3 separate regions of the Homo sapiens genome follow, and all the other regions are linked to region 1. Evidence: chromatin contacts called from ENCODE Hi-C or POLR2A ChIA-PET data. All regions are on one chromosome and are shown on one strand. Each heading gives the region's core, a stretch centred on a gene start or an enhancer-like site at or near the end of the contact. The rest is flanking DNA. Distances are from core to core; before and after follow the strand shown.

Region 1 (3,111 bases), core at 128-2,627:
GCGAGAGGCTTTCCAGCCCATTGCTGGAGAGGTGCAATTCTTGGAGCTTAGAGGCGCCCTGGAGGAGGTTGGCTGGCAGGTGGGTCAGGTTGAAGAATTCCACGGCCAGGTGCACGGTGTCGGCTGGCAGGTAGCCGGGGATTTCGGCAGGTGGTTGACAGGAGATGGAGCTGCCATGGTCTGAGCGGAACACCTGGCAGTCTTTGGGGCTCAGGGTGACCCCCCAGGCTGAGGCTGCCAACAGCAGCAGCAGGAACAGAGTTCTAGAAACATGGGGTTGAATGCCCCCTGGGCTGCAGGCAGTAACAGAAGATGCTTACTAAACCACAGTGAAAATACACTCAGCTAGGTGAAAATACACCAGCAAATCCGCCCACTTCTTCCCATCTCTGCGGCTACCAGCCTGGACTATGCTACCTCATCTCTCACCTGTACTAGGGCAGTTGCTTCCTCCTCCTCTTCCAGCTTCTACCCTCACCCCCGACAGCTGCCAGAAGTGGCCCCTGTTCCAGGGAGAATTATAATTCTAGGAAAGTTGAGTTTCTGAGTGTAACTCCCGCATAATATGAATACACTTCCCCATCACCAGCCTAGCCCCCATGAGCTGTTAATTATTCACAGTCCAACTTGCTAGTTTCTTCTGATCTGGCTTATTTTCTGGGTCAGTCCTTGTCTCCCTGGCTCTGTGTTTTGATGTGAACTCCTATTCATCCTTCAAAGCCCCAGCTCCAATGCCCTCTTTTCCATGAAGACTTCTCTGCTCTGGGATCCTGGTCTTTTTGTCCACTCTTGACCAATTGGGTGCTTGGAGGAAGACAGACGTTCAGGTTCATGTTTTTGAGACAGAGTCTTGCTCAGTTGCCCAGGCTGGAGGGAACTGGCATGATCACAGCTCACTGCAGCCTCTGAACATGAAAAGTGTGTCCTGCTTTGGCCAGGTCTGAGGGTGGGCATTTGGCCTTGGGAAGCGGTGGTTTACACTTAGCACCACAACCCTTGGAAGCCTGGGGCTTCCCCTCCTCCTCCAGGGCTTCCCTGGCCCGGCAGCCATCAGACATGATCTCGACAGCCTTGGTCACTGTGGCCCCAGGCCTCTAACAAGAAGCCTCCCCCGGCTCCCTGCTGCCCATGCCCACCTGGGCTTCTGTAGGGGTGTGTGTGTGTGTGCACGCGCCAGTCTTTCTGTCACAGATAAGGTTGATCTGTGCCAGCCACCAGGCCTGTATCTGCTCCCTGTGACTTCTATGGGTTAGCTGGAATGTCCTGTATCTCCGCATGGTCTGGCGTTCAAACCTGCCTAGGACAGGTAGTGTGGGGACCTACCTTTTTGGTCGCTGTCTGCTCCAAGAGGACATGGTAGCTCTGCTCTTTTGCTTCTGGGTTGTCCTGGCCTGCGGAGGTGGCCTTATACCTGCCTGGACTGGGGGCAGGGGAACCAACCCTGGGGAAGTCCCCACCCCCGTCCAGTTCCTGATAGGGGCTGAGCCTAAGCCAGGCAGGGGAAGGGGAGGGGTCAGGATTACAAAATTGCTTCCTGGAAATTGTTTCCTGTTCAACCCCTTTTTGACCCTGCTTCTAGAACACAGGTTTTTCTTTCCTTGCTTCCTGATTTTTGGGGGGCATCCAAGAGTCTCTCTAGTTGCATCCTCACTTCCCCCAACCCGGAGTTCAAGGGTCAAGGTTTGCAAGGCACTATTCCTGGAGACAGGGACAGCTCTCTGAGCAAGAGGAGGGATTTACCATAAACTTGAGCAACCCAGAAGCTCACTGAAAAGAACAAAAAAACTCGTCTTGATTTCATGGTATGTTGATATTGCTTTTTTTAAAAGAAGTCATTTTAAAAATACAGTCCAATAGTGAGTAATGCCAAACGTCTCTACGGTCCTTAGACAGTGGCTTGGGAGGAACCAAACCTGGTTCTGAATTCCAGCTCTGTCATGAACACCTTTGCTTTGTGACCTTTGGCAAGTGACTTAACTTTTCTTGGCCTCAGTTTCCCCATCTATGAAGCTGAACTCAAATCTCCAAGGGCTCCTTCTGCCCTTTTTTCTCTTCATCTGAATCTGACATCCATGCTATTGTTTCCATTCTTCCTCATTTCCTATTAAATGCGTTTGGAGGCTACAAATTTCCCTTTGAGAACAGCTTTGGCTGCATCTCATGGACTTGGCTGCAGAGTGCTTGCATTCTTGTTGAGTTCTAAATATTTAGGTATGATGGTGTCACCTTTATCTGCAGCTATGACTATTTTTTTTTTCTTTTTTTTTTTGAGACAGAGTCTTGCACTGTTGCCTAGGCTGGAGTGCAGTGGCGTGATCTCCACTCACTGCAAGCTCCGCCTCCCGGGTTCACGCCATTCTCCCACCTCAGCCTCCCGAGTAGCTGGGACTACAGGCATGCACCAGCGTGCCTGGTTAATTTTTATATTTTTAATAGAGACAGGATTTTGCCATGTGGCCCAGGCTGGTCTTGAACTCCTGAGCTCATGTGATCCACTGGCCTCGGCCTCCTAAACTGCTAAAATTACAGGTGTGAGCCACCATGCCCCGTCATTTTTTTTTTTTTTTGAGACAGCATTTTGCTCTGTTACCCAGCTTGGAGCAGTGTGGTGCAATCATAGCTAACTGTAGCTTTGACCATGGGTCCAAGGCCTCCCAAGTAGCTGGGACTACGGGCACGTGCCACCATGCCTGGCTAATTTTTTTTGAGATGGAGTCTCCCTCTGCCACCCATGCTGGAGTGCAGTGATGCAATTTCGGCTCACTGCAAGCTCCACCTCCTGGGTTCAAACGATTCTCCTGCCTCAGCCTCCCGAGTAGCTGGGAATACAGGCACATGCTACCATGCCTGGCTAATTTAAAAAATTCTTTTGTATGTTACCTAGGCTGGTCTCAAACTCCTGGGCTCAAGGAATCTTCTCAGTCTCTCAAAGTGCTGGGGTTATAGACGTGAGCCACTGCACTCCGTCAGTCTTGTGCCCTGCCCAGTCTCCGGAGCCCAGCCGTTAGTTGGTCTTAATCAACATGGACTGAGAGGAAGGAAGGCTTGTGAAATGTAGTGACACAGTAACAAAACGATCCATTAAAATGAAATGAGATCACATCCCTGCTT
Region 2 (3,594 bases), core at 929-3,428, 200 kb before region 1:
TTTATTGTATTTGTCTAAGGCAATGTGGAGCGACAGAAGGATTTACAGCATGAGAGGAGGGCAGGGTGCGGTGGCTCACGCCTGTAATCCAAACACTTTGGGAGCCCAAGTGGGAAGATTGCTTAAGGCCAGGACTTGGAGACCAGCATGGGCAACATAGTGAGATCCCCTTCTTTTACAAGAAAATTAAAAATTAGCCAGGCATGCTGGTCACGCCTGTTGTCTCAGCTACTCTGGAGGCTGAGGCAAGAGGATCATTTGAGTCCAGGAGGCCAAGGCTGCAGTGAGCCATGATTACACCAATGCACTCCAGCCTGGGAGATAGAGCAAGGCCCTGTCTCGAAAAGAAAAGAAAATAGGCTGGGCGCAGTGGCTCACACCTGTAATCCCAGCACTTTGGGAGGCTGAGGCAGGTGGATCACCTGAGGTTGGGAGTTCGAGACCAGCCTGGCAAACATGGTGAAACCCCTTCTCTACTAAAAATACAAAAATTAGCTGGGTGTGGTGATGTGCATCTGCAGTCCCAGCTAATTGGGAGGCTGAGGCAGGAGAATCGCTTGAACCTGGTAGGCAGAGGTTGTAGCGAGCCAAGATCTTGCCACTACACTCCGGCCTGGGTGACAGAGCGAGACTCCGTCTCAAAAAAAAAAAAAAAAAAAAAAAAAAAAAAAGAAAAAAGAAAAGAAAAGAAAACAAAATAATAATATGGGAGGGAGGTGGTAATAGGTGCATTTTAGAAAGAGCCCTCTGGGGCAATGGTGGAAGACCGACAGGGTGGGGCATGAGTTTGGAGGCCTGAGACTCACTGCGATGGCCAGGATTTGGGTGCAAGAGGCTGGAGGTGTGGCTCAGGGTTTTGGAAGGCAGGGGACGGAAAAAAAGCCAAAGAGAAAGTGCGTAAGGAGTTGGGGAAATAAACTGAGGCCGGTTTGGGCTATGCTGAGTCTGCAGGCCTTGGGGATGCCCGTTGTTGGCTGGACAGTCAGGGTGGGGCCCCTAAAGGGTGCCTGGGCTGGACAACAATAGTTCACATGTACCCAGCTCTTGCTCTATGTCAAGTCTTCTTCCTGAGAACATTCCCGAGCACCCTGGAGAGCCTCCCCCGCACCCCTACTGTCCAGTTCCCACTTCCCGACTGCGGTCTGGGCAAAGCCACCCGCACTTGAGCCCATCCCACGGCGTCCCGGAGCTTTAGGAAGTCCCCATCCCGGACTTTCAACCCTGCCAGGGACTGAGGGAAATCCCAGAGCCTGGGCTCCGGGACGAAGGTCCCAGGACAGGGTCGGGGATGTAGTTGCAGAAACAGGGTAGGGGACAAAGGCCGGGGCTGCACTGATCAGGCGCGCAACGAGCCCGGCCCTGCCTCCTGCTCCGCCCAAGGGTATGGAGGGCCGGACTCGGCTGGCCTTATACCCGGAGCTGATTGGCTGGTGAGTCCAGTCCCTGCCTCTGATGGTTTGCGCTCATAACTAAGGGTTTCTACTGATTGGTTTACATGGACGTCTGCCCATTGGTCAAATCCGAGTTGGTGTAATCAGATAGTTGACACGGATTGGTTGGTGCGGGAATCCAGTAGCTTGCTATCGATTGGTTGAGGGTGAAATAAATGGGACTCTTATCATTGGCTGGCGGGCTCCGCAACGGTCCAATCATGGAATCAGTCGAGGGCCGCCCGGGAGGGTGGGAGTTAATTCTTTAGCGACTGAGGCCGGCTTGGGCTCTTTGGCTCCACCTGTGTCTGCGCGAGGCTGTTCCCTATTGGAGTCCGCATTGTTCCCCTGGACCTGAGTTTCTCCCCTGGTCCTAAAGGCCGAGGCCTCTGAGTTCCTCAAGTGCGGTGACCGCAGGTCTCACCTTCTCCTCTCCTTGCAGCAGGCTGAGCCACTCGCGCACCCGCCCCAGGCTTCCACCTTGCAACCTCTATCCCTGGACAGCGAGGCCTCAGTTTCCCCATTCGCACCAATGAGCTCCCGGTCAACACCCCGTCACGCCTCAGTTTCCCGAATGTTCCCAGAGGGCTGAGTTCCCGATCTCTCTCCCGCGTGGGCATCCCCGAGGCCTCAGTTTCTCCGCCCACCCCAGCGCGCCGAGCCCTTCCCCCGACCCCGGCGACGGCCAATGGTTGGGGCGCCCCTCCCCTCCCCGGGGCGGGGCCGCGTGACGTGCCGGGAAGCCGGAGTCTAGAGCTCCGGGCGCGGGGAGGCGCGGCCATGGCAGGTACGGCGGGCCCAGCGGGGCGGAGGCGCGGGGCGCGGGGCTGCAGGGGCGCGGGGCTGCAGAGCCGTGGGGCGAGCGGCCTCCCTGCAGCCTCTCGCTGTCCGCAGCTCCGGAGCCGCTGTCCCCGGCGGGCGGTGCGGGCGAGGAGGCGCCGGAGGAGGACGAGGACGAAGCGGAGGCCGAGGACCCTGAGCGGCCGAATGCGGGAGCGGGCGGTGGACGCAGTGGCGGCGGCGGCAGTAGCGTCAGCGGAGGAGGCGGCGGCGGCGGGGCCGGGGCGGGGGGCTGCGGCGGGCCCGGGGGCGCGCTCACCAGGCGCGCGGTCACACTGCGGGTGCTCCTCAAAGACGCGCTGCTGGAGCCTGGCGCCGGGGTGCTGTCCATCTACTACCTGGTGAGCACCCCGCCTCCCTCGTCCCATCGCGGCTCGGGCAGGAAGGGGAAACTGAGGCCTGGAGTTCCCTTGCTGCAGGACAAGCTTCAGTGTAGGGAGGGGACACTGAGGCCCGGAGCTCCCTTGCTGAGAGACGAGCCCCGGTGTGGCGAGGGGAAACTGAGGCCCGGGGCTCCGTTGACTGCAGGAAGAGCTCCAGTGTGAGGAGGGGAAACTGAGGCTCGGAGCTCTCTTGGCTGCAGGAAGAGCCCCGACATGAAGAGGGGAGACTGAGGCCCGGAGCTCCCTTGGCGGCAGGAAGAGCCCCGGTGTGAGGAAGGGAGACTGAGGCCTGGAGAGCTCCCTTGCTTTAGGACAAGCCCCAGTGTGGGGAGGGGAAACTGAGGCCCAGAGCTCCTTTCCTGCAGGAGGAGCTCCCGTGGAGGGGACACTGAGGCCCGGAGCTCTTTTTACGGGACAAGCCCCATGTGGAGAGAGGAATCTGAGGCACAGATGGGTCCTTCTGGTGGGGAGGACGTAGATTACCAAACACCCCATCCCACAAAGGAGAAGCTGAGGCTCAGAGAGGAGCCACCACCCGCGCAGGGTCAGATGGGCAACACCCCGGCCTTCCTGTGGTTTCCCAGCCGTGAAATGGAATATTTCCCCACCATGGGAAAATTAGGGGATGGTTAAATGAATAAAGCCCTCAGCAGGCGCCTGCCACATGGTAAGCACTTTATCTGTGGTAGGTATTAGTACTTTTTTTTTTTTTTTTTTTTTGAGACAGAGTCTCGCTTTTTTGCCCAGGCTGGAATGCAGTTGCTCGATCTCGGCTCACTGCAACCTCTGCCTCCCGGTTCAAGCGATTTTCTGCCTCAGCCTCCCGAGTAGCTGGGACTACAGGTATGCGCCACCACGCCTGGCTAATTTTTTTTTTTTGCAGTTTTAGTAGAGACGGGGTTTCACTATATTGGCCAGGCTGGTCTTGAACTCCTGACCTC
Region 3 (3,506 bases), core at 133-2,632, 240 kb before region 1:
AAAAAAAAAAAAAAAGATACAGGCTGGGCATGGTGGCCCAGGCCTGTAATCCCAGCACTTTGGGAGGCCAAGGCGGGTGGATCACCTGAGGTCAGGAGTTCAAGACCAGCCTAGCCAACATGGCAAAACCCGGTCTCTACTAAAAATACAAAAATTAGCTGGGCCTAGTGGTGGGCGCCTGTAGTCCCAGCTACTCAGTGGGGTTGAGGCAGGAGAATCGCCAGAACTGGGGAGATGGAGATTACAGGGAGCCGAGATCCTGCCACTGCACTCCAGCCTGGGCGACAGAGTGAGACTGTGTCTCAAAAAAAAAAAAAAAGATACAAAACCAACCCAGGGTGATGGTGCATGCCTATAGTCCCAGCCACTCGGGAGGCTGAGGCAGGAGAACCGCTTGAGCCCAGGAGTTGGAGGCTGCAGTAAGCCATGATTGCGCCCCGTTACTCCAGCCTGGGCAACAGAGTGAGTCCGTCTCTAAAAAAAAATAATAATAATAATTTAAAAAATCTTCCTTTGAGGTTCAGAGAAATAGATTTCTGTTGATAACTTTGGGTCCTATTACATGACCTGCTTGGGGGTCCCGTGGAGGAGGTTCATGGGCTCTCGAGTTCCTCCCAGCCCTGCATCCCTCACCCCTGATTCTGTAGTGCATTCTGGGAGGAGGTGGCGAACCCACAGACCTCAATGTCTCAGACCCAACTGCAGAGTGACCTCCTTTCTCACTCGGACCTAGAAGGCCTGCATCGTACACAGCGTTCCCCTCCACCACAGGGAGGTTCTGCGGTGGCTATGCCTGCACCTCCCCTGCAGACACGTACACCCGCCCAGCCTCCCCTACCCACTCCTTCCCCTCCCCAGAACATTCTGAAGCTCCACCCTTCCCCCCACCGTCTGCTGAGGGACCCTGGATAGATTAGCCCCCAGGTCCTTCCAAAGCTGGACCCAGACATTCTTAGCTTCCGCACCTGGGCTGGCACGGAGACTTCTGGAGGAGCTGTTGGAGCCTGGGGCTTTGTGGGGTGTATAGGAGTTCAGTTGTGACATAGGGACAAATGGAAAGAAGGCACTGGAGGCTAAACACCCTCTTGGGCAAAAGCCTTAGATTTTCAGTAAATGCCAGGCGGGCTAGACAATTTGAGTAGCAACGGATAACCTGTGTGAGTGAACAAGTGGGGAAACTGAGGCACGGGAGCATTAGAGATGATTCTGAGGTCCCACGGCAGGGCCAGGGGTCGAGCCCCTTGTCTTCTCATCCAAGGCTCTCTCCAGCTCACATATCACCACCAACACCGCCCAGTGAGCCCCAGGCGCTGGATGTGAGGGCTCTGGGCGAGGCCAGCGCGGAACTACATTTCCCAGGCGGCCGCGGCGGGTGCGCCTGCGCAATGCGCGCGGTGATGGAGCGCTAACCGGGGGCGCGGCGGCGGCGAGGGCTCGGCGGGCCATTGGCTACCGGCCGCGGCAAAGGCAGCTTGGGGACCCAGCGTGCGCGGGGCCCGCGGGCCGGGCCGGGGTGACCTGGGCTGCAGCCATGGAAGAACAGAGGGTAGGACGGGGTGGGGCAGGGCGGGCCCGCAGGGGCGTCGGGGGCGGGGAAGGGGACCAGGTGTTGCCGCAGCGCCCCCACTCCCTCCCCGCCTCCACCCCAGCTGCTCTGCGGCTGAGGCCCCACCCCATTCGCGACCCCGCCCGGATCTAGCCCCCCTACCCCAGTTTGGGACGCAGCCCCCCCACATCTTGGCTTGGGGCCAGGCACGTGCCTTCTACGCCCCCCCACCCTGCCCAGTATCCCAGTCCCATCCCTGACCCCCATCCCCCACGCCCTCCCTCCTGGCCGCGGACCAGGCGTCCCGGCCCCCCGCCCCACCCCTGGAAGACGCCCCGCCAGCTCCGCAGTGCGGACCCCACCGACCCTGCCCCAGGAAAAAGGAGCAGGTTGGAGCCTGGGTCAGAGCAAGAGGCTCCCGAGCGGGATCCTCCCTCCCAGAATCCCCTGCCCTTCCCCAAGACCTCCCTGCCCCCTCCCCGCTTACCTGGCGCCCCCGCATCCCTGGCCCCCAGGTTCCACCTTTGCCCAGGTAATTTCTTTCTCCTTGCTTATCTTTCTCCCCCAGGTAGGCCCCACCCCTGTTCCGAGGCTAGCCCCTATCCCAGGCTATCCCACCTCCCTGGGGTTTTTCCTTCCACCGAGAACCCTTTCCCCAGGTTAGCCCATTTTCCAGCAGACATCCTTCTCCTCTGGGGTTTTCTGTCCTCAGGCTAGCCCCTCACGCCCCACCTTCAGGATGTAGGTATCGGGTTGTAGCCTTTGTGCTCAAGCACGCCTGGTTCGGGGCCAGGGTCTGTCCCTTCCTGAGAGGTTCTCTGTGAGCCTCAGTTTCCTCTCCTGTAATATGGGGTAGCTTAGGGCGCCCAGCTGCTATGGGTGAATTGTATCAGCCCGGAGCTTTACCTCCTGGCTGGTGCCCAAGCTCAATAGCGTGGCAGCCCCCACATCTCCTCTCTGGATCCCTGGAGGGGAGCGCGGGTCAGGGAGCCTGGCCAGGCTGACGGGCTCACCTGCCTGCCGTGTGTGTGTGCGCATGTGTGTGCATGTGTGTGCGCACGCGTGTGCATTTATGTACGTGTGTGCATGTGTGTGCACGTGTGTACATGTGCGTACACGTGTGTGTACCTGTGTGCGCACATGTGTGTGTGCACCTGTGTGTGTCCACACTTCTGGTGGTGCAGGAGGCCCTGAGGAAGATCATCAAAACACTGGCTGTGAAGAATGAAGAAATTCAGAGCTTTATCTACTCCCTGAAACAGATGCTGCTGAACGTGGAGGTGAAGGCGGTGGGGCAGTCCTGGGGAGGTAAGGGGAGGGGAGGAAGCTGGAGGGTGCAGCCTTAGGAACTGGCCCATTGCTGTTGATGCCTGTGGGAGGTCTCAGGTTCCCTCTCTGAACACGGGCTTTGGCCGATTCTGGCTGTTCCGACCCAGGCGAACTCGGCGAAGGTGCAGGAGGACCTCGAAGCAGAGTTCCAGTCCCTCTTCTCCCTCCTGGAGGAGCTGAAAGAAGGCATGCTTATGAAGATAAAACAGGACCGTGCCAGCCGTACCTACGAGCTGCAGGTGAGGGCTGAGGGCATCTTCCTCTCCCCCCGCCCCTCCTACTCAACAGAACGTAGCTGACCTCGGCACCTTCCTCCAAAAACTGGGTGCTCTCGAGTTTCTGATCTCTCCCCTGACCCCTCCATCCACCTGTACACTCTCTCTTTTTTTTTTTTGAGACGGAGGTCTCGCTCTGTCGCCCAGGCTGGAGTGCAGTGGCATGATATCGGCTCACTGCAACCTCCGCCTCCTGGGTTCAAGCAATTCTCCTACCTCAGCCTCCCAAGTAGCTGGGATTACAGGTACCCGCCATCATGCTGGGCTAATTTTCGTATTTTTAGTAGAGATGGGGTTTCACCGTGTGGGCCAAGCTGACCTCAGGTGATCCTCCTGCCTCAGCCTCCCAAAGTGCT

What was found. Hi-C counts contacts between places; a loop is a spot of excess contacts on that map. ChIA-PET counts read pairs that join two places held with the same protein, here RNA polymerase II (POLR2A). Pooled maps may share reads with other maps.
Region 2: a loop to region 1 is called in a pooled map, with 2.7 times the contacts of the local background. The contact joins the promoter of MPND here to the promoter of LRG1 in region 1. A Hi-C loop is called at or near these places in 1 of 50 pooled maps. POLR2A ChIA-PET finds 5 or more read pairs at or near these places in 4 of 52 experiments (HepG2, PC-9 and WTC11).
Region 3: a loop to region 1 is called in a pooled map, with 2.5 times the contacts of the local background. The contact joins the promoter of FSD1 here to the promoter of LRG1 in region 1. A Hi-C loop is called at or near these places in 1 of 50 pooled maps.

Annotation. Positions count from the first base shown.
Region 1 is chr19:4,538,659-4,541,769 of GRCh38, forward strand. It overlaps LRG1 (leucine rich alpha-2-glycoprotein 1), which reads right to left and starts at 1,378. Exons shown (of 2, transcript NM_052972.3): 1 at 1,324-1,378; 2 at 1-293. The coding sequence starts at 1,355.
Region 2 is chr19:4,341,384-4,344,977 of GRCh38, forward strand. It overlaps MPND (MPN domain containing), which reads left to right and starts at 2,179. Exons shown (of 13, transcript NM_001300862.2): 1 at 2,179-2,217; 2 at 2,325-2,611. The coding sequence starts at 2,211. RefSeq lists enhancers at 1,091-1,210, 1,231-1,962 and a silencer at 2,031-2,320.
Region 3 is chr19:4,303,216-4,306,721 of GRCh38, forward strand. FSD1 (fibronectin type III and SPRY domain containing 1) reads left to right here and starts at 1,383. Exons shown (of 13, transcript NM_024333.3): 1 at 1,383-1,546; 2 at 2,731-2,826; 3 at 2,983-3,114. The coding sequence starts at 1,532. RefSeq lists a silencer at 1,337-1,506.